3 separate regions of the Homo sapiens genome follow, and all the other regions are linked to region 1. The links are chromatin loops, found by intact Hi-C in ENCODE. Cell type or tissue: mammary epithelial cell. All regions are shown on one strand. Links, peaks and the distances in the headings refer to the core of each region. The heading gives the core; the rest is flanking DNA.

What was found. Peaks named below come from ENCODE experiments on the same cell type or tissue, not always from the same donor. Only the 100,000 strongest peaks of a DNase experiment are listed, where the experiment ranks them.
Region 2: it touches region 1 in a loop (5-fold over the local background); 3 of 110 quality-filtered maps call a loop at or near these places.
Region 3: it touches region 1 in a loop (11-fold over the local background); 14 of 110 quality-filtered maps call a loop at or near these places.

What each region holds. Positions count from the first base shown.
Region 1 is chr5:73,899,648-73,907,754 of GRCh38, reverse strand. It overlaps ARHGEF28 (Rho guanine nucleotide exchange factor 28), which reads right to left. Exons shown (of 36, transcript NM_001177693.2): 31 at 6,471-6,571; 32 at 3,495-3,533; 33 at 3,350-3,397. Among named protein-coding and RNA genes, the nearest start is that of LINC02122, 200 kb to the left of the region's middle. In mammary epithelial cell, for the core only: CTCF peaks have their summits at 5,007 (motif pointing left) and 6,110 (motif pointing left); a DNase peak (open chromatin) is centred at 6,564; H3K27ac peaks cover 2,404 bases.
Region 2 is chr5:74,123,774-74,131,880 of GRCh38, reverse strand. No RefSeq gene overlaps it. Among named protein-coding and RNA genes, the nearest start is that of LINC02122, 25 kb to the right of the region's middle. In mammary epithelial cell, for the core only: a CTCF peak has its summit at 3,778 (motif pointing right); no DNase peak of the experiment used is centred there.
Region 3 is chr5:73,587,219-73,595,325 of GRCh38, reverse strand. No RefSeq gene overlaps it. Among named protein-coding and RNA genes, the nearest start is that of UTP15, 26 kb to the right of the region's middle. In mammary epithelial cell, for the core only: a CTCF peak has its summit at 4,034 (motif pointing left); a DNase peak (open chromatin) is centred at 4,005; H3K27ac peaks cover 264 bases.

The DNA.
Region 1 (8,107 bases), core at 2,151-7,150:
TTAAAGCTAAATGAATAATCTTCACACTTAAAGTTTACATTTATATTTAGGACAGAGAACAGCACTTGCTTTTCAAGTTTAGGGAAATTCCCAATTCACTCTCTTAACTTTACTTTGCTAGAATATCTGTGTCTTTTCCTTTTAGCCCTGTCTATGCCTCATTTCTAACTCTATTTTCCTGATATAGGGATCAAATTTCATTCCACCTGATTCAAAATTGTTTATGTAAAAACTTCAGTCACATATAAGACATTCAGCTTCAAAAAAGACGACTGTGCCATGAACAGAAATCTTTCAAAGCCCATGGCCTTGGACCAGCTCAGATTAAAATAATTCACTGTAGACTTTGATATTTCCCATGTTGGTTTAACCTAATGTGTTGCAAAAATTAGGTCATTCAGGTGATCCAGCTTTTCCGAACCTTGAATCTACACAGGGCTGCATTCAGGGTTGAAAAGAAGACACATGACCTTGTGAGTGTTTTCATCCGGCAACACTAGCCAGGATGCTCAATGTTTTCATCCCCCAAGTTAATGGCTGGTGCTCAAACTGTATCCCTTCCCAGCTGACATTTAAAAGAAAGATTAGTTGTCTTACATGATACATTGATTGCTAAGAACATCAACTCCAGAACCTCACATCTAACCTAAGACACTAAAAGCATTCTCACTAAATCTTGAACAAGACAAAGAGCTTGCTATTACCACTGTGATTTAACACATTTTCAAAAGTCCTAGCCTAAGCAGTAAGCCAAGAAAATGAAATTCATGTAATTATTGACAAATAGCCATAATATCATTATTTTCTAATTTTTATTTTCTACCTGGAATACTTCAAAATATCAATGGAAAAACTATTAAAATGAAAAATAAAGTTCAATGAGTTTACCAGTTACAATATAAGTACCCCAAAATCAATACCTTTATTTATATTAGCAACAACCACTGGGGACACAAAATGAAAAAAAAAATTATTCACAATAGCAGCAAAGAGACATATGAATAAACTTAGTGAAAAAAATACATATACACGCATATCATACCATATGAAGACAATTACAAAGCTCTCCAGCAAATCATAGAATAAGAGATGACTGACCGATGTTCTTTTATAAGACAAGTAAGTGATTATGGTAAAGGTGTTGATTCTCTCCAATTTATTTCAAAAATATAATGAAATTTTAACTTAATGATGTTGGCAAGAGATAAGAAACTTGTTTAAGAGCTCTTGTGGGGCTGGGTGCAGTGACTCATGCCTGTAATCCCAGAACTTTGGGAGGCCAAGGCAGGTAGATCACTTTGAGCCCAGGAGTTAGACTGCAGCCTGGGCAACATGGTGAAATAGAAAAACTAGCCAGGCTTGGTGGCACACGCCTATAGTCTCAGCTCCTTGGGAGGCTGAGGTGGCAGAATGGCTTCAGCCTGGGAGACAGAGGTTGCAGTGAGTTGAGATCGTGCCACTGCACTCCAGCCTGGGTAACAGAGCCAGACCCTGTCTCAAAAAAATAAATAAATAAAAAAATAAAAGCTCTTGTGGAAGGATATATAAATATGCATAGAAAAATAAATAAGATGAGCACTGTCATATACTCAAATGTAATCCAAGGCTTTAACAATTCAGATGTTGGTCCTAGAGCAAGAATAAAAGGTCATAAGAGAAAGAAGTCTTGATAGAGTCGAAGTCTAAATAACAAAACATCGAATGCAGCATGCCTTTATATTTTCTGCTGAAAACTTAGGCTTCATTTTATTTTCTTTTAAATTCAACAAGATATGAAGCATGAATGAATAATAAACCAGTGAGGGAAAAATGTTTTGTCTCAGTAGTAATCAAAGAAGTACAAATAAAATAATCAGATACCCTAATCCATCTTCAAATGGAAGAAAAAGAGAGAATGGTGGTTGATTTGATTATTTTGGCAAAGTCTATTGAAAACCTAAACAAAATAATTCTTCTCATTTACCCTAAGGAAATAGTCAGATGTATTCAAAGAGATGAGTACACAAGGATGTCCTCTACAGTGTTGTTAATAATACAAAAGTGTAAACAATAAGGGATTGAATAAACCCCACAGAGTTGAATTTAATATATAATCATTAAAAAGTATGCAATAGAATAATAGTTGATGACAGAGAAAGTTACATGTTACAGAAGAGTGCACAGAGAACAATTCTAAAATCTGGAGCCTTATACACCAACATGATAATTTTAATTCTCTTTGTAGAATCAGAAATCATTTTCTTTCATTTACTTGTATTCTCAAATTTTTCTACAAATTTTTCAACAATCCAAACATTGCATGTATATCCTTTCGAGATACATTTTAATGAGTAAATTAAGCCATCGGACACACTGAGCCTCTTTCTTTGCATGGTCTAAGGTAGTGGTCTCCAACCTTTTTGACATCAGGGACCTGTTTTGTGGAAGACAGTTTTTTTTTTTTTTTTAATGGATGGGCTGGGATGTGGTGAGAATGGTTTCAGGATGAAAGCGTACCACCTCAGATCATCAAGCATTAGATTCTCATAAGGAGGGGGCAACCTAGATCCCTAGATTGCATGCACAGTTCACAATAGGGTTCACGCTCCTATAAGAATCTAATGCTGCCACTGATCTCACAGGAGGCGGAGTTCAGGTGGTACTGCTCGCTTGCCCCCAGCTCACCTCCTGCTGTGCAGCCCAGACAGGTAACACTCTGCACCCTGGGGTTTGGGGACCCCAGCCTAAGGGATCATCCAACCATTTAATCCTAAATGCAAGCATGATTTCTTTTTTATGTCTGCTCTTCCTTGAAAGGCAGTAAGCTATTTGAGAGCAGGCTGTGTGGCTAATTTGCCTTTGTGTGCTCAGCCCTCAGCACAGTCAGCACAGAGACAGGCACTGTGTGTTCATCCCCTCAACATTAATAAATTAATAAATGTTGAGTGGATGAACAAACAAAAGAGTAAAGCAACATATGGATTACTTAACTGCTCTAAAGGCTGATGGCCACATGGAGAAGTCAAAGAATTTTAGGTGTGAATTTAGGTTTTCATCAGAAAATGTGAAGTCATGCTACACTCACCTAAGAGTTTCATTGTAAATGTCAAGCCAGATCATATTCATCAATATTTTTTAAAGATATGAACTGTTTTATGATTTCAGAGAAGAATGGTATAAAATGTAGTCATGGTGTTGCCTCTGATTACAAAACCATGTGAGTCCAACACATCACACTTAGAAGGTTGTCATTCTTTTAAGATCATTCCCTACCTCTCACTTGTTCTCATTTTTAAAGTCTGGGAATCATCAAAGAGAATTGCATTAAGAGAACCATTCACAAGGTCAAAGATTAGAGGAGGATAGTTACCTGAAGGCTGTATAAGAGACGGGTTAAATTCTGTATGGCTTGTATAATCTGAAAAACAAAATTGTAAGTGTCAAATTCTTGAAAAAGCTTTCATTATCCACAAATAAAGGCTGGTGATACATTTAAGGTATGTGCAGCAGCTCACCTCTGATTGTGAAGAACCTGGAAAATTTCTACATTCCACCTAAAATACATAAAAAACAAGAAAATGAATAACCATTCTACTTCTGAAAAGCTGCCCTGCAGTGTCCCAAAATGTATGACCTTGGGTAAATCACTTTGCTATCTCTAAACTTGATTACCTTATCTATACTGACTCAGTTTCCTCCCAGAAATAAAAGCCTATAGAATCAAACAAACACTTGACAACAAGAGCGTCCTTCACGCAAAGTCGATGTTTGAGATGGATGGCAATTTTCACCCAATCACCCCTTAAAACAACAAGGGATGACAGTAAGGACACCCTGAAAACTCAAGTAACAACATTTACCTTGTGCAAACCACAATGTGAATTGAGTTCTCTGTGCCCAGACTGAAGTTGTCTTTTGGGTCAGGCTGACCTCTTATATTCTAGAGGACAGATTGAAAGTTAAAGAAAGAATATCATGTCTGGCCTTAACTCCTTTTCTCAATGTTTGAGATTCACGATATCAACATATACAGCAGTTGGGAAAAGAAACCAGACTCAGACGGTGGCCATAGTGGCGCGCGTAGCTGGGCTGCTCTAGATCCCACCACAGTCAGAGATCACCAGACCAGTGACTGCCATAGTAGAAGTACTAGCAGCAGAGGCCACGAACCAGCCACAGGAGACCGTCTGTTCTTTAGGGAGAGGGTCTATGCCTTGTTCTTTGTCTCTTCCACAGCACACATTAAGGGCACACGTGGATAGTGATGGTTTGCAGCCTCCATAATTGAACACTTGTTTATTCATTTATTGTCGGCCTTCTCTCCCTAGGATGCAAACCAGTGAGTAGCGAGACTTTGTCCATGTGCTCCATATTATAAGAATGATGCTTGACATAGCACGGACACTCAACAAGTGAATGACTCCCAGTTGAACTCGATGGCACGCCATTCAATAAATAAATATCGATCACCCACTGTAAACTTCACACCTTACGCTATGGGAGACCATCAGATGCCCTGTCCTCAAGGGCCTACTGTCTCATCTAATTTTAAGCCATAAAAAGCAGCCAGCCATGGTCATGTCCTCGGGTAATTTTGAACTTGTTAAATTCAATTAGTTTAGGCTGATGATGCCAGGATGAGCTAGCCAGACCTCCGCTTCCCTTGGACTGCCAATTAAAGATTTCACTCGTAAGCAGCCCCTCTGATAGAGAAAAGACAGAGGCTGAAAATGGAGATGAAGCTTAAAGACATTAGATCTGTGCCAAACCCTATGGGAGAGAACAGGCTCTAAGAACCCCCGCCCTAGAGGGATGGTTGGCGTTCTCGCTGCTCTTCTGGCTCTGTCGTGGCCCATCCACACTCCACTGCTTCTGTAGTAAGACCATATGGCACAGAGTTTTTATAGTCTATAAAAATTAGAACCATAGAAATGAGTTGGACTGTGCTACCCGCGGTTACTTATGCCCAAAAGCCACTAGGTTTGACACAAGACAGGAAATTTCGCGTTTTTAATGGAGTTGTTCTGCCACCTTGTGGTAAATGTTTAAAACTGCAGTTGGCGATTTATCCATTATTTCTGCATTTGAGTCAGATTTCATTTTTTAATATTCTTTCAGAAATTTGTTCTAACCTTACCTTGTAGAGGAAGCTAATGACAAAATATCCATTATACACCTTTTAAAAGTTTGATTTCAAGTGATCCTGCCCTTTACCTGGGTTTATTAATGTATTAATCTTTCAAAATGCCTTATTAAGCAAAAAATTTTGCAGATAGCTTAATCCAAAGAAGAACCCAGACACTTAACCTCAATTATCTACCTGTAGCTGAATTGGAGTGGAAGAGGGAGACTTTAGGGGTAGGAGCCACCCAACTTTGCGTTCAAGATTAAATTATTACTGTCCAATTCACTCTCTCTTTTCTATTAACACAGTTGGACACCACAAACTTCACACTTAAAAGTGATGAAAAGCAGGAACATTTTAAGAAGCAATACATTAGAAAGCTTACAATCAGAAGGAGTAAAATATTACATTCCTATGCTCATTTTGGCCTCTGAAGTTTAAAAAAGAACACTCAGTCACAGCTGTCTTTTCTCTGGATTTTAAAAGTCCTTGACTTGATTTCTCAGTCTTATGTAATATACACAAAAAGTATATAATATGTAAAATATGTTGTATATGTGAGAAGATCTGACATTTGCCATTTTTTCACATTGACACATATTGGCACCTATTAATGTACCTAATTCAATTTTAGATAAAGCTAAACTCTGGAGCCCTGACAAGCAGGAAGAGGCCAACTAGCCACCTCCCAGAATCATATTTTATTCCTTCCCTATTTCTGACATCTCACTTTCAGTAGACATTAATAGGAAGTTTTATGTATTTAATTCTTAAAGAGAGAGTTAATATCTATGTCTATAGCAGTAAGTCAAAAAAGAGGATTCCCTTTGGGAATCGCTGTGCCCCAAGCAAAAACTGGTCAGATTAATTAAAAATTAACCACAAAAAAAGTAGGTGAAATGTGGGTGGTGACAGGAAATCAACTCTGCAAGGAGAGGAGGGTCAAGGAAGGTGAAAGAAGCAAGAATATTCCAAAGTAAAAGGTGTTTCAATTACTTTGGCGCCATCTGGTTGCAAAAGGGCCCCCGGGTGCCAGAGCTGCCAGACATAGTGGGTGAGAAGCAAAGGTTTGCAGGGCAGAAAGACCAGAAGTCAGAGAGCACAGACACACATATACACAGGAGAGTTTTTAATCTTTTTAATAACTTTTCAATCGTTGCTTTGTTTACACCTACATGACACAGGCAGTGCAAGCACATTTGAAGAAGAAATAAGTTAGAAAGTTTAAATATGAATATTTAAATCAATTGAGAACAATTCAGAAAAGCACCTTTGCCCCACTGACTGCCGTGACAGACCAGAACCTGAGGCTATTTTATTATACACAGTAACCGCTGCCGTTTACTAACAAATCAGTTCACAATACCTTCTCCCCTGCATCAGAGACGGCCAAGTCGGTTACCACACCCTGGATCCCGGGATCCACATCCGAACAGCCTCTTCCTTCTCTCCCTCCTGTGACTAATGCTGGAAGCACGCCATCGAGACAGAAACAAAAAGGACAGCGTCAAACATCGGCCAGCCCACCGGGTTCTTCTGTACACGGCCAACACATATTTCAAAATAGGAAACACCACAAAATAATACATATTGAGTATTCTTAGATGAGGTGCTTGGATGAGCGCAGAGCAATGCATGTGGTCCCTGCCCACATGGGGCTTACACGCTAACAGACAGCAACTGACGAACCGCACAAAGTATCACCATCTTTGTACTTTTCTTTCTTGCACTGAAGTGTTCGTGTGTCGTTTGTGTTACAGAGGGTAGAATCTACATCTCACTCTCACTTAATAGGAAAATGCCTCCTGGGAAGGGTGAAATTTAAAACAGGTGCTGTAGAACAAAAGCAAGGTCTCTTGGCAGACTTAAGTCTGTAAAAAGTCTCTCTTGTGGCCAGTGCAAGAGCAGCAGACGATAAACAAGGTTTAGGAGGAAGGAGGAGTCCGAAGCAGGAGGGAGACATCTTTCTAGGAAGGCGGAGATGGCTAATACTTCACGGTCTCATAGTCATACAAACCAAGAACCTGTCCCTATCTCTGAATAACTTATTTTTTAACAATTTCTAAATGTGTTGTTTTTCTCACATTTCTTGTTATGCTTTAGATTTACAAATACTATGTATTTAAACTATGAAAACATAGAAACTAGTCCCGAAATATTTTTAAGTACCAAATACAGATTTCACTTCATCCATTAAATCTCTGTTGGCAGGATTTTATTTCTTTACCCATGTGAACTCAGTTAAAACTTAAACTGTGCCCACCTTGCACTGATTAAAACTAGAATTTTCAAAGCCCAAAACAGTGTTTTATTAGAACCATGTCCAATCCAGACCCTGACAAAATCGATATTCACTTTATGACACTGTTTGTTTGTATAATTTTTATTGTGTCTTTTTAAAACTTTATTTCCAATATAGGAAATGCTTTTTTCTTTAATAAAAATACTTATGTCTTTGGAAAATGAGAGTCCTCTAGGATTTCAAAGACCTCTTCTAATACAAAGAAGTTTTTGTCTAAACGGAAACGGCTTCAGATGAGATCAGCTAAAAACAAGTCCATTTTGTTCAAGCTGATCAGCACTTATTCACTTACAATGAGGGACATTTTATAGGTTTCTCTGTCATTTGAAAAATGGTTCTACTATTGGGTGCTATTCCTAACTCTTAAAGAGTGGCCAAAGGCATCACTAAAGAATTCACCACTCTGTTTCTCACTCCCTCATAGAAATTAGGAAAATCAAATGGGAAAGAAGCTGATGACAAGGCAGAAGAATAAAACACAGATCAGGTCCCTGTCCCTGTATCCAATTTCAGGGTGGGCCAGAGGGTCTCCAGTGAACAGAACTTTCCTAGAAGTAGAAGATACTCATCATGTATACTGAAGACTGAAAATAGAGCTGTCTGCTTGGCTTATAACCTCAGGCTGACATAAGCCTGATGAAGAAGAGCCCAGTTCTCCAAGTCATTTGCAGAACCGACCCATTCAGTCACAGTTGTAGACC
Region 2 (8,107 bases), core at 1,900-6,899, 220 kb before region 1:
AAAGGATATGTAGCTCACAGTTTAAGAAAAACAATAAAATACTCAATATTCTTCTAAATTCCATAAAGCCAATTCTCAGATTGCATTTTGCTTTTTATGAACGCATATCTTTCTATATTCAACCTACAATATAACTGTGTAACAATGCAAGTATGGTTTCTACATGAATATTGACCATATTCTTCTCTTAGGGTTGAGTATGATGAAAGTAAAACAACAAAGACATGTTTCAATACCACTAGATTTGGGATACAATACTCATCTCTATCTAGTGCTCCCAGAGAGGGTAGCCAAAAAAAAAAAAAAAAAAAAAAAATCGGCTCAAAAAAGAGCTTCACTTCTGCCCAGCAAGGAGTGAGTGTCTTTGCAGAGTAGGAATAGTTACTTACAACAAGTATATGAAGACCATGATAGTGACAGACCCCAACAGCTGCAAGAACTGCAGTGAAGGTTTGCGTCCCACCCCACACCTTAAATTTGCACATTCCCCTCCCTTGGATTTTTCTTTTGTGCTTTTAATTCAAGTCACATGTGTAATTTAAGAACCTATAAATTACAAAGGGTCTTTCAAACAAAGTCAGTATGTAAATATAAAATATAACATTAAATCCCCATCATTAATATTGAAGAGTAAGTCAATATTTGATAAAAATCGCCTCAGGGGAATGTGCCTTTCTGCCTGGTTTTATGCTTTGCAGACTTATTCAATTATTATTTAATTACCTGGTTAAATGTCATGGCTTACAAAGCAGGGATTATATTAATAATAGCATGAGGTTTATTTTAAACTAGCCCAACATTGGATAGAGCTGATTTTGTTTTACCCTCTCACAGAACACAGAATTCACATTAGTCTTCTGCACCTGGTTCGAAGTGAATTGATTCTATTTAAGCTTTTTTCCCCCTCCTGCTCCCTCTTTAAAAATCTTCCTTCTGTATTTGTCATATTTTTCCAGTCTTTCAGCTATTCTCCACCCCACCTCTTCTTCTGCCCTCTGGGAGTCTTAATTCCACAGTAAATCAAATAACTTAACAAAGGATTGTGTCTGAAACCCAGAAATAGAAAATAGATGCCAGGTCACAGAGAACAATCTAGTTTCAAAAGAAGGTGCTGCACCACGCGGGGCCGCTTTCCAGCCAGCACCTTCTGACTGAATGGTTTGCTGTTGAATTCATCGCTATAAAGTTGCTATAGCAACCGCTCTATCAGAAGGATTTGTTGGCACCTAGATGGACTTTATTTCTGACATTCGAAGAGGGAGGGTGAAGACAACATTTAATGAGAGGGACTGAGTGACATTAAATTGCTCTCCTTTCAGCTTTGTCATATTGGACCAATATTTGGGGATATTTTGAGCATGGCCTTTTGTCAGCCCAAGAGCAGCAGAGGTGCTCTCCGGAGGGGAGTGAAGATGGGGACAGGGAGCAGACCCGGGAGGGTTGGATGAGTCTGGGAGAACAGCTGAAACGTGGTGGACCACGCTGGCCTTTTGTTCTCCACCATCTGTGTGCTGTAGTTTTGGGAGTGGAGCCAAAGCTACGTTACCTGTATTGTGCTCCACGGAGCTGGGGCGCCGCCGTGGTCCTGCCTCAGATGCAGGGGCCTCTCATACAATGACAAGGCCATAATAGCCTGGCAAATAAACTATTTGAACATTTGGCTTTATGAATATTGAGCAAAATTCTTCAAATAAATTATGAAAATGACTCTAAGTGAACAGACATCTGAATCCCATCGCAAGCCTAGGGCCACTGATTTGTAATGCTAAGTATGATAATAGTTATATAAATGGGGAATACTTTTCAAAATGACTGAGCTTCAAAAATGCTGCACTAAAAGGGATACTACTCCTAGAGAAGAAATAGTCTGAGTTAAATTAAAAAAAATGGATAAAAATGTTCGCTTTTAAGAACATTAATGCCTAGGATGTCTAACTGCATGGCTGAATAGAATATATGCAAAACACGTACATATAGTGCCTTTTCAGATATGGAAAATAAAAATCAAATTATGTAGCCTTGAAAAATTATAATTTACAAAGCATCATATAGCCAGCCTTTCAGAAGGTCAGTTTGGCAATTTATCAAAACCTTTGAAATTTTGAATCTTTGACTAAGCAGTTTCACCTCTGGTAATTTGTCTTAAGGTAATAATTGATATATGCAAAGTCTTAGCAATAAGAAAGTTAATCACTATGTGGATAATTAGCCTTCAGAAAAGCTCTAAATGTAAACCATTAGGGGAACTATTTAAAATTATGGCATATCCATGTAACAGAGTACTTTGTAGTCATTAAAATGATGGCAGAAGTATATTTGATAAAATGGAAATAATATTAACAGTACTGAAGGGAAAAAAAGCAGATTTCTATAGAAAACACATGGCTAATTCCATTTTTAAAGAGTATATATACATTTAAAAACCAGTTGAGATTCAATAAAATAGTAAAGGCCATTATCTGCATGGAGTGGGATTATAGATAATTTTATTTTCTTTATGCTTATATCTTCTGGGTTATCAACAACATTTTCCTGCTGTATCGAAATGTTGTAAAAGTATTGTACAAAGGAAACACTCTTTTCACATTTCTATTAATCACTTATGTAATTCTTATCCAACTTATTTCAGAAAGAGAAGGAAAATCCTGGCCAGACACTCCAGTTTCATGTGTCCTGATAAGCTCACATCTACTCTGGAAATTAATGGATGCAGATGTCCAGGTTTTCTCAAATGCAGAGACTTGTGGTATCAAACCCCTACAATGGCAAGTCTTGGTTCTGAGATCCATAGTTCAACAACCACCCTGTTTTCTGGGAGAACCAAATTGCTAGAATCTGTGACACAGGATGGCAAGAATAAGGAGAAATGAAGGTAGTTCTGTAAACAAAGCAGAAAGTGTTATAAAGGTAATGAAATCATGAAATAAGACTGGTTTTATAGCCGTCCTATGGAAAACAGCCTCTCCATTTTATAGTCCTATCCAATACAGTACAGAAATAGCCCAGTGAAGCTCTGCAGAGCCTCACCTTTGGGCAGGAAGACTACCTGGGGATGATACCCCTTACCCTCTTTCTGGCTGTCCCCAGGAGTCAGGAATATTAGGACTCTGGTCCTCTTCTCTCATCTGTCTCCCACCCCAGCTTAGGCAGTCATTGGCAATCAATCCATCAACTGGAGTTCGTCATGACACTGGGTCCCAGTTTAAATGCAAAGGACCATACTCTCAATCTTCCTCCATTGCTCTGCACTATGACAATACAAGAACCTGGAACACCTTTATAAATCAGGTATTTTAGAACTCAAAAGGCAGTGCATTTATTGCATTTATTGTGAATAAAAACTCGTGTAATAGATTTATCCTAACTTGCCATAACCCCTGAAAAAGGAATATATAGGAAGCATTTTTAGTGGTTCCTATACTTTGTTACATGTGCTTATATTAACCTTGGCAACATTTGAATAAACTTATTACATTAATAGTTATATGAATTTGATTTTAGAAAAATAACCTATCCTTGGAAGGGAAGTGTCATCACCTCCATGTAAACAATATTCCTCTGCACACAATGCCCTTTATTTTGGCAACGTGTCTTTCCTGCCATCTGCCTCGGGAAGCACTTGCCAGAGTTGCAATAATAATTGAGTTACAGAGGGAATTAGGTGTAATGGAGGGGAAGGAAATTGATTGCTTAATTTTTATTAACAGAAAGAGAAAATTGTGGCGTTCTGCCGTGAACAGAAATGAAACAAAGAGGAAAGATACAGAGAGATGACTCCAGGTGGCAGGAATGTTCCTGCACAAACAGGAGCAATCCTGCAGGGAGGGTAAGAAGAGGCCAATGCTAACCTAGCTGAAAGAGGCAACTGGAAGGGAAGCAAGGGGGGAAAAGTAGCCCTGGCTGAGCTGATGTGGCTTTGTGCACTGAGGAAAGGACACAGACACCTGGAGACTATTCACTTCTGCTGGGAGGAGTAGTCGAGCTCTTACTGCATTCTGCCTGTCTGAAGGTCAAGGACCACATCTTTGCCAGGCTGGGGCATGTGTGCGTGAGTGTATACAATGAGTGACTTCTGAGTCTTGCCCTCCCTGAATGTGACAGTGTCTCTGAGGGAACTGAACAACTATAAAGCCCTAGATGGATTAATGGAGGTCATTCAGACTTCACCAGGACTAGGCTGTATCCTCTAGGCAATTGTGTCCTGGCCCGTGAATAGCACAGGCTGCTGGAGCCGAGTTGGACCCCCCTCTCTGATCCTGGAGGGAGCCCCACTCCACCTTCCTATGAAGTCAGTTTCCTTCCTCTCTCAGGGTAGCTGCTGGCTCCGATAACCTGCCTGTGCCTCCCTGGAACTCACTGTAAGCTGGATATCAGTTTCACATGTTTGGTCTGTGGGATGTAGGAAGGAAGTGGACTCCCTGGATATTGGGTGAGAGGGGCAATTGGCTTGGGGAAAGAGGCTCAGATGGTTAATATTGCAGGATCATTCAGTGCACTTAAGGCTATGCCACACTGTCAATTGCACACAGAATGTGGCTGTGTTTGGTCTTCTGTGAGAGATGCACAGGCTTGAGTGTGGAGAGGAGAACTGAGGCAGTGCCTCCAGCCCCTAAGGATTCCAGTCCCCTGAGCTCCCTCCTGGCAGACATGATTCTGGGTAGTAAATTCCTAGGCTTCTCGACTGAGAACATTAACACAATTGTGAACAGACATGTTTGCTAAAGAAAAGGCCATAAATCACAATTTGCCTCCCACAGGAGAAAAACAGGAAAGAAGCATATAGCTGTACTCTGTATTTACTAATGAGGATAATTTGCATATGTTTAAATTATAACTTGGGGGAGAATCTAACTGATAAGGTAGAGCCCAGCAATGCAGCAAGGTAGATAATATCTATAAAATGGGGTAGGAGGAAGTTAAACAAATTGGACACATGCATCTGATACACTAATAGATAAAAGTAAAGTAATGCTTTCGAAGTCTATTTAAACATGTGAAAATCTTCACGACATAAAACTTAAGAGGATTTGAACTGCTGGCATACAGTATGAACCCAGTTAGGCTAAGTGAAACAAAGATAAATATAGGTAGAAAAAACATACAAAATGTTAACACGGGCTAAGTGTGAATGATGGGATTCTGGGTGTTTATTTTCCTCCATGAACTTCTGATAATCCAATTTTTCTAAAATGATCATGTGTTACTTAAGAATCAGCAAATCTTTAATGCCATTAGGTCAGAAATTTTTTATTACCAATTTTTGGAAAGAGGTAAAGAGCAATGAAAGAGGAAACTTATTAGATTGCAATAGTTTTGAATCTGTAGTTCTGTTTCACATAGTTACCTGTATGATTCAGATATGATTAGGCTTCCTGGGGCCTGGGTGTTTATAGTGCTCTTCCTGATACTCTGTTACTATCAGGTTCTCCAGTTCAGTCGGTTTCCTTTGGTTTTCTGAACATGACCAGGTATGCAACTGGATATTTTCCAGACTAATGACCTTTAGAACATCATTTGTACATGGTTCTTACTTACAAACCATGCCATGACTTAAAACATATAGTTTAAAATGCTGGCCATTCAAGGTTGCCTTCAGCCAAGACTTCCCTGAAATGTTTACTGTAGAGAACAACATTGAATTTGTGGTTATAGAGTTTTACCTCAAAATGTAATCTACAGACCCCAAGATTCCCGTCTTCCGACTGTGTCATGAAATTTGAGTGATCTAGGCCATTAATTATACTGTTCCTAATTGTCTCGAAGACTTCTGGTTGTAATGTAGACTTCCCTGTGGGGCAGAGACCAACACGATTCTTGGCCCCCAGAAGACACAGTGCTCCCATGAGTTTTTAGTAGCATCTCATGGCATGAGCTGACCCATATTCCTTCCCACCTAGGCTTCTCAATGCGGACAGTAGTTATGTGAAATAAAGTTGGCATCATAGGCTTCCTAGGACTCACTGACTTTACCTGCTAACTCGAAGCATCCAGGAATGTCCCCTAGCTAAGTCCAACTTAATCCAGGACAGAGGCAATCATTCTCAAGTCCTAATTACTCAGCACCTAGGGTGACACTTCATCAAAAACATTTTTAAAATGAAGGTATATGACTACTCATAGTACCACAAAATGGAAACCCTTGTGTGCATCAGCTGAAGAATGGATAAATAAAAATTTCTATTTTCACACAAACAGCAAGGAGACTGATAGCAAGGAGAATGAATGATATACAGCTCGGTGCAATACCTTGGATGCCTTCCACAAATACGATAGTGTGTACAGAAATCAGAAGCACACATAGGTATTAGCTTACTTTATTACAGTGTACTTAGAAAGCATAAGAACAACCAAAGCTAATTATGGTGATGGAAGTCAAGATAGTGATCATTTTTGTGGATGGGGAGCACAGAGGGGCTTCTGAGTAGTGTTAATGTTTTGTTTCTCAGGCTGGATGCTGGTTAGTACAAGTGTGTTCAATTTGTGGGGAAAAAAAGTCCTCAAGCTCCATACTTAGAATATACACACTTTATTATATATACACATGTATATGGAATATATACAATATATGCAATAATCTAACATTGGGAAGTGGAGGTTGGACCAGAGTGGGTGCCACAAATCTGGTACTTCTGTAGAACATTTGGCTCCAGCTCTGCAGGGTTTCCCTGCAGCTTGTGGTGGGGACCACTTTGGATGATGAAGGAGCACTTCCTACCGAAGAGCAGAAGCTTTATTTGCAGGCCTCTTTCATTCTCCAGCACTGGGCAGGGCTCACCACCCTCAGATCACCTCAAACAGGAGCTTGGTGAGCGCTTTCAGAGACAACTGCCTGAGTAAGTGGACAGACGCAGGAGAGGGCACTGCGGCAATCTCTGTAAGAGCACTGATAGTTTATACAACAAGAGTCCCTGTGGTTTCCTGGGCTACAGAGGCTTGCTGCCCTGTAAGCATCAGCCCCTGTCATTGGTAGCTTCCTCCTTGGCTTTGGAGCTAGACTCAGCCTAATTTAAATTCCAGTTTTCCTACTTACAAGCTTTGTGGCCCCAAGGTCATTTCTCCAGGCCCAATATCTCTAAGATGGCGATAACATTATTAGGAGTGCTTGACCCATAAAGTGCTCAATCTACACGATGCTCAAACAAATAGTAGCTCTTAGTACTATTATCCCCATTCTCTTTCCCCATCAGAAACGGATCTTTCTGGCCTGAAGAGCCAAGTATATGGTCTCACAGAAAAGATGGCTGTCAGGAGGTCAGGGAAATTAGAATGTACCTTCCTTTTGCAATGAGCTATGAGGGAAAAGGACCCAGGTTCTAAAATCTAAAATCTAAAGAATGATCCCAGGACTTCTCCCCAGAAACCCAAAGCCAAAGCCCAGGGAAAGTAGCATTTTGGGACAATGGATACAGACTTGCGAATCACTGGCTTCCTTGGGCTTCTCCCTTATATGATAGACTCATGAGAGACAGTGGCATATTACCATGAGCAACTCAGAGACAACCACAGACATTGTCAGGGTGCACCTATCTATGCTGAGGAGGGTAGCACTGAGCCCCTGACATTTTCGGAGAAAAGTTGAGTGATCATACTACAGTTAGATGCAACCAAAGCCAGCTGTACATTTGCCTGGGAGGAGAACGGAGAGGGGCCTTCGCAGAAAGGAGATCCTGGAGCCGAATGCTGGGCCAGACAGCCATGCCATGAGCTCACTGTCTTTGGCAACCCATAGAAACAGGTTCCAAAAACAGCAGCTGCCAGGAAGCTCTGCATGAAGCAGCCCCACCCACAGCATCAGGAAAAAGCCAAGAGGGTCAGGGTGGGCCCAGGGCAGGATCCTCAGCCTTGGTGCAGTCAGGACACCCTCTGATCACTTGCCTTGTGCTTCCTTTGGGTCCGAAGATGCCCAGAGCAGAGCTTGACTAACTTGCTGAAGGGGCAAAACTTGCTACATGTTACTTAGTTATAAAGCAGAAAGTGCTAACATTAAAATCTCTTCTACTTTAATAAGATACTAGGGTCATTAATAGTAGTCTCCCTTCTCCGAAATCTTGAATACATGCAGCGTTTGCACTGGAAGGGGACTTGAGGATTGCTCACATCTGATCTT
Region 3 (8,107 bases), core at 1,900-6,899, 310 kb after region 1:
GAGACCAGTCTGGCCAACATGGTGAAACCCCATCTCTACTAAAAAAAAAAAAAATACAAAAATTAGCCGGGCATGCTGGCACGTGCCTGTAATTCCAGCTACTTGGGAGGCTGAGGCAGGAGAATTGCTTGAACCCGGGAGGCAGAGGTTGCAGTGAGCCGAGGTCACGCCATTGCACTCCAGCCTGGGCAAAGAAGCAAGACTCCATCTAAAAAACAAACAAAAAATTGCTTTTAACTCATGTATTTTTAAGTCGTGTTTTTTAAACATTTTGAACCACTTTATGAATATATTTTTTATATGAGTCCAATACCTCATAACACTGCTTGTAGAAAATTGCCAACTCTCATTAAATTAACACAGTATATAGATATATATGTGTGTGTATATATATATGTGTGTGTGTATATATATATGGAATGTGTGTGTATATATATATGTGTGTATGTGTGTGTGTGTATATATATATATGGAAAGCAGTGGCATGAGATCGGCTCACTGCCACCTCTGCCTCCCAGGTTCAAGCAATTCTCCTCCCGAGTAGCTGCCATTACAGGCACACGCTGCCACCCAATTTTTATATTTTTAGTAGAGATGAGGTTTTGCCATGTTGGCCAGGCTGGTCTTGAACTCCTGATCTCAGGTGATACACCCACCTCGGCCTTCCAAAGTGCTGGGATTACAGGTGTGAGCCACTGCACCTGACCAAATTAACACAGTTTATATTTTTAACTTTCTGCTCAGTTAAGTCATCACATACTCCCACCTGTAGTTAACTACAGTCTCACACAGTAGTTAATTTAAATAAAGGAAAATCTGCCATAATAAATATGTTTCGAGACATAAACAACGTTATTTAAAATGTCTAATATAACACCAATGAGGGAGTGGGAACTGGCATCTTACTTTATGAACAAGTGGTTAGTGGTTATTATCTTATTATATTTTGTTTGTTTGTTTGTTTTTGTTTTTGAGACAGTCTCACTCTGTCACCCAGGCTGGGGTGCAGTGGTGTGATCACAGCTCTCTGCAGCCTCAACCTCCCCAGTCTCAAGTGATCCTCCCACTTCAGCCTCCTGAGTAGCTGGGACTATAGGTGCACACTACCACACCCAGCTAATTTTTTGTTTATTTTTGTAGACATGGGGTTTCGCCATGTTGTTCAGGCTGGTCTCAAACTCCTGGGCTCAAGTGATCTGACTGCCTTGGCCTCCCAAAGTGCTACGGTTACAGGCATGAGCCACCGTGCCCAGCCCAGTATCTTACTTGTATGTACTGCAATTATATCATTTACTTTCAAAATGCTTGTAAGCAGTCAGTCCCAAGTCAGTTATATTCTTTTACGTAAATAATTTATTTAGAAAACATCCTTTATAATAACATAAAAAGAAAACTTTAACTTAACCCTTATCCAAGTGATTCAAATGATGTTAGTAATCAGGTCAACTAAGAAAATACTCCCAACTGGTGCAGGGCAAGTAGACTTTCCATAATCACAAACATGTGAAAAACACAGTAAGTAAGTAAGACACAGTTCATATATCATTGTATTTATTCTCACAACAATCCTGCAAGAGAAGTAATATTTGCCCCATTTGACAGATGTTGAAGATGAGGCCCAGAGAAGCTAGGACTTACCCAAGATTATTATAGCTCTGTTCTTTCCATTAGTCTACATTGTTGAAAAGTTTAATTGAAATAGAATGTTGGGAGATAAAAGATCTCTACATGAAAACTACAAAACACAGATGAAAGAAATTGAAGAGGATACAAACAAATGGAAAAACATCCCGTGCTCATGGATTGAAATAATTAATATAGTTACAATGACCGTACTGCCCAAAGCAATCTACAGATTCAATGCAATCCCTATCAAAACATCAATGTCGTTTTTCACAGAAAAAGAAAACACAATCCTAAAATTTGTATGGAACCAAAGAAGATCATTAATAGCCAATCCTGAGCAAAAAGAACAAAGCTGGAGGCATCACTCTACCTGATTTCAAAACATATTTGTCACAAGGCTATAGTAACCAAAACAGCATGGTATTGGAATAAAAACAGACATGTAGGCCAAAGGAACAAAATACAGAAGCCAGAAAATAACTCTACATATTTACAGCCAACTGATTTTCAACAAAGCTTCCAAGAGTATTTATGGGGGAAATGACATCCTCTTCAATAAGAGGGGCTAGGAAGATTAGATAACCATATACAGATGAATAAAACTGAACCCCTATCTCTCACTACATACAAAATCAACTCAAGACAGATTAAACACTTAAACATAAGACCTGACACTATAAAACTACTAGTAGAAAACATAGGGGAAACATTTCAGGACACTGGCCTAGGCAAAGATTTTATGGCTAAGACCTCAAAAGCACAGGAAACAAAAACAAAAATTGACAAATGGGACTATATTAAACTAAAAAGCAAAGGAAACAATCAACAAAGGGAAGAGATGATCCATTGAATGGGAGAAAATATTTGCAAACTATTCATCCAACAAGGGACTAATATCCAAAATATGCAAGGAACTCAAACAACTCAACAGTAAAATAACAATCATCATCATCATCATCATCATCATCCCAGGAAAAAGTGGACAGAGGACATGAATAAACAGAAGACATACAAATGGGCAGATACGTTAAAAAATGCTCAACATCACTAATCATTAGGGAAATACAAATCAAAACCATATTGACTTATCATCTTTTACCAGTCAGAATGGGCTATTACTGAAAAGATAAGAAATAACAGAGGAGAAAAGGTAACTCATATACACTATTGTGGGAATGTAAATTAGTACAGCTACTACGAAAAACAGTATGAAGATGTCTCAAGAAACTAAAAATAGAACTAACCTACAATCCAGCAATCCCATTGCTGGGCATTTATCCAAAGGAAGAGGAATTTGTATATTAAACAGACACCTGCACTCCGTGTTTATTGCAGTACCATTCACAATAGCAAAGATATGGAATCAAGCTAAGTGATTATCAACAGATGACTGGATAGAGAAAATGTGCTATATATACACAATGGAGTACTATTAGGCCATTAAAAAGAATGAACTCATCATTTGCAGCAACATGCACGGAACTGGAAGTCATTATGTTAAGTGAAATAAGCCAGGCACAGAAAGACAAGTATCACATGAGATAGAGTAGAATGATATATAACAGATGCTGAGAAGGGTGTGTCAGGGGAGAGGATAGGGAGATGAAGAAAGGTTGGTTAATGGGTAAAAACATACAATTAGATAGAAGGAATAAGTTATAATGTTCAATAGCAGAGTGGGGTGACTATAGTTAACAACAATGTATATTTCAAAACAGCTAGAAGAGAAGACTTGAAATGTTCCCGACACATAGAAATGATAAATCCTTGAAGTGATGGATACCAGAAGACCCTGACTTGCTGGGCACAGTGATTCATACCTATAATCCCAGTACTTTGAGAGGCCTCCTGGGGAGGATGGCTTGCAGCCAGGATTTCAAGACCAGCCTAGGCAACATAGCGAGACCTGGTCTCTAAAATAAATAAATACATAATTAACTGGGCATGGTGATGCATACCTGTAGTCCTAGCTACTTGGGAGGCTGAGGTGGAAGGATCACTTGAGCCCGGGAGTTCAGGGCTGCAGTGAGCTATGATCACACCACCGCACCCCAGCCTGGACGACAGTGTGGACCTGGACCCTTTCTCAAAAAAAAAAAAAATTCCCTGACCTGATCATTAAACATTCTATGGGTGCAACAAAATACCACACGCCACCCATAAATATGTACAAAGAGTATATACCAATTTAAAAAAGAAATAGAACCTTGGTTAGATTTTATTTCCACATTTCTGGTATCTATTAATAACTATAATTGAACTTTCAAAGCTACTTTGTCAACACAGTAATAACCAAATATCTTGGGTTTATTCTGTGCCAACTCTGATGACTCTAAAACACCAATTCAGGGGAAGAGCTGGGGAGAAAGCAGGCTTCTTGTGGTTTTTCAAGATAATACTGCCACCTGGTGGACTAATGGTGAACTGAGGTAGGTTGTCTAATGCATGATTTCAATTTTACCTGATTAAAATTCTCAATGGACAAGAAGGGCAGCTTCCAGAAACATCTTTGCTTTGAGTTGTGTCTCAGGCAAAATGATATAATAATAATTTCATGTTGTGCATAGTAACAAAACTGCTGTTTTCATATAAATTGCCAACTAGATCCGATAAGAATTCATTTACTCATTCAACACATATTTACTACCAGCTGTTTATTGTGGATAAAGTCAAAGACACAAAGGTGACTAAGGACTTGCTCTATGTTTCTAGAAAATAAGATGCTATTCCTGTAGTGGTTGAGAATATGTACTCTTGAAGCAGATGCTTGAGTTCAAATCCCAAATCTGCCACTAACCAACTGTGTGACTTTGGACAAGTCACCTAAACTTTCTACGTCACCTCAGTGTCATTATGTGCAGAACTGGACTAATCACAGCTTCTCGTGCAGTTATCAGGTACTCTGTGGAGTGTTAAGTACCGTGTATGCATGAGAAGGAGGTCTCCAGGGTGGACAGCATCCCTTGTAGATGAAGATGAGCAGCAGGGATGAGGCATTACCACACAAAGACTTTGGGGTGGGAAAACAAAGTCTTGTTCTCTGGGGTCAGAATAATCCATGTTGATTTATTCTAGCATACTCCTCAAAACACACACAAACTTAGGCAAAAGCTTGCTCAATGCAGAATTGCTTGTGACTGCAAAAGACTGAAAACTACCTAAATTCCCATGAATAGGGGACTGGTTAAACTGATTATGGCACAGCTGTATAGTAATATAGGAGGCCAGCATAAAAAAGAATGATGTAGAGCTGTCTGTACTGAGATGGATCAACCACTAATACACAATACGTGGAAAACCTGAAATGCAGAACAGAGGTATAGTGTGATCTCATTTGTTTAGAAGTGAGGTTGTGCATGCACATGGTTAAAGATGTGTAGAATATTTGGGGGAGAATATTGTGTGGATTGGCTCTCTTACCTTCTGCTCCATCCTCCTCTGCTCTATCCTCCTTCTAGGATGTCTTCAAAACTGTAGAGCTGGAAAGCTAAAAGCCATAGTTCCCACATTCCTTTCCAGATAATGCCCTGGATGCAAAATTGGGCTCCTCCAATTAGATATACTAACATGATATGAAAGTCAGGAATGAGCGGAAGGCCAGCTTCCTGCTTGTTACTGTCAGCAAGCAAGGAAAGGAGATGGGGAATGAGATGCAATTGTGATGAAGTGACCCAGCTTGCCAGGGTATATCCTCTGGCTTCATGATGGCAGGAGCAGTAGCTTTTTGCTCTCTGGAGCCATGCTCTTGAACAGTGGCTCCATCTGGAGCACTCCCTCCCTCCTATCCCTATTCTTCTAGCCCTTCCAGTGATTTCATAAGGACCTACTTCCTGTATTAAGTCCCGTCTACTTTAGCTTCCTAGAAGATTTCTATTTCTAGGACAACTGAACTTTGATTATTACAGCCGTTTAAGAAACTGGTAAGAGCCTTGTCATGGTTAGTATCATGTGTCAACTCGACTGGGCTAACGGATGCCCAGATAGCCAGTAAAGCATTTACTGGGTGTGTCTGTGAGGATATTTCTGGAATAGATTAGCATTTAAATCAGGGAACTGAGTAAAGATCCCTGAGTAAAGATCTCTCACCAATGTGGGAGTGTAACATCCAGTCTGTTAGGACCTGGATAGAACAATGTGGAGGAAGGACAAATTCACTCTCTCTTCTTCAGCCAGGACATCTATCTTCTTCTATCCTTGGATGCCAAAGCTGCTGGTTCTCGGGCCTTCAGACTTGAACTGAATTATACCACCACCTTTCCTGGTTCTCCACCTTGCAGGTGGCAAATCATGGAACTTCCCGGCTAATATATATATATATAATATATATATATAAAATATATAATATATAATCTGACTATATATATATATATAATCTCCTATTCATTCTGTTTCCCTGAAGAACCATAATATAAGACATTACCTTAGAAGAAAGTGGGCTGAGATCCAGAAGGAATGGAGATTTTTTTTTACTCTATTATATATACTGCTTTGTACTGTCAGAAAATTTTTCTATGTGTGTATTTTTTGAGGCAGTTCTATGCGTACTGATAGGGAACTATAGCTACAGTATGTTATTACTTTTTCCAAACAAAAAAAACAGAGCAACGTGAACAGCATTATATATATTATGCTTCAATTACATTGGGGAAAATCTATATAGAGATATATCTATACCTATTCAGATATATATCTAAAAGTGTATGTTTATAAATGCCTCCAGATAGGATAACTGGGTGACTAGGGGAAAGGATGAGAGAAAGACTTATCACTGTCTACTTTGCACTTTAGAATTTTATGCCCGGTCCATATGTTGTTTATTTAAAACTATATTGTTAACTAAAATGAGAAACTAGTAAGTTTTAAAGGAACAATCCATTTTGGCCAAAGTACATGCATCTTGTTGGGGATTATTGGGATGTAAGACCAAAATAAAAATGTAGGTTGGAGCTTGGCAAGACAAACGAGAGCAAGGAAGATCTCACTATGCTGGCATTTGCTTCTCTCTATCCCTGGAAGCCACTGGGAATGGTCTTTCCATAGTCCCAACTGTGCTGCTCCCTCCCTACTCGACCTCCCCAAAATCTAAGATCTCTCTCAGGGAAAGTCTCAAGCTTTTCAACTCAATCTCCCTCCCTTTCTCTCTCCCTGCCAAGGTAAAGAAAATTATCAAAAGCAAGTATATGTTGAGGGCTGGGCTTTTTAATAAACATTACTGAGTTTCAAAAGCAGAAACTCTCTTCCCCACCTCCCAACTCTCTCTTACCTGGTTCATGTTCAAAAACAAAGTCCACCGTTAGTCACAGTGCTTACATTTCAGTGCATTGACTAAAACATAGACACATTATAATGGAAATAATTCAGGGGATTCCCTCTTTTGATTAGAGAAGGAAGAAGAAGGGAGAGAGGCCTGACGATTCTGCAAGCATTAGGTATTCCTCCAAAAAAGAGGAGGGCAGCCATTGAGGGTGGTAGGGTGTCAGCAAGGAGGCTGAGGAAAACAGAAAGTCTGCAATGGCCACAGTTTGCCTAGAACTCACCCTGCTGTTTCACTGTATCCTCTTCAATCTCAGTTTCAGTGTGCAGCTGCCTGTACTCTATTTAGAGAGGATGTGAGTTAAGCATTTCTAGTTAGAGTGGTGAGAGCTTCCAGGGCATGGTGGTGGCTATCCTCAACATGAGAAGTCTCAAGACATCAGAGGGCTGCTTCATTCCCCAATGTTATCACAGCCCAAGGACCTCAGGGCACACAGCTTATGGCCTAGAAACATCTGTTAAATGAATAAACAGAAGAATGCCAATGTGTGTGTACGAAGTACGTTGCTGCCTCAGCATCACCCAAGACTACTGAGGTGAGGTCCCTCTCCTCCAGCCTGGTCAGGGGAGGTAGCACATGGATGGCAGTCCTAAAAGACCTCTCCTCAGACCCTGAGCTGCTAGAGAAAATGCCTGGGGAGCTGGTGCCAAGCAACAGGGCTGGAAGAATCAAGCCATGGGAAGAGTTTATGAGCAAGAATCAGTGAGAGGAAGAAAACTCAGGGGCAGATCTGGGGCAGTCAGGGCCAGGGAACTAAGTTAGAAACAGATGGGCCAGAGCCAGGAAGGACCAAGCCAGTGGCTGCGTTGGCAGATAAAGTAGCTGCCAGATGAGTACTTCAGACCAGATCAATGAAGTGGACTCAAGTCTCCAGAAAGAAAGAGTTTGCACTTCTCCAAAGGTCCAAGGCTGTCTGGTAGAAACTTCTCCAATTACGGAAATGTTCTGTATCTGTGTTGTCCAATATGGTAGCCACAAGCCACATGTGGCTATTTTCAGCCATCTCAAAGTGTGGCAAAGTGACTAAGGAACTGAATTCTTAATTTTAATTAATTTTAAGATCACTAGAAAACCCTTAGTAGGGCCAGGTACGGTGACTCATGCCTGTAATCCCAGCACTTTGGAAGGCCAAGGTGGGAGGGTCAGTTGAGCTCAGGAGTGGAGACC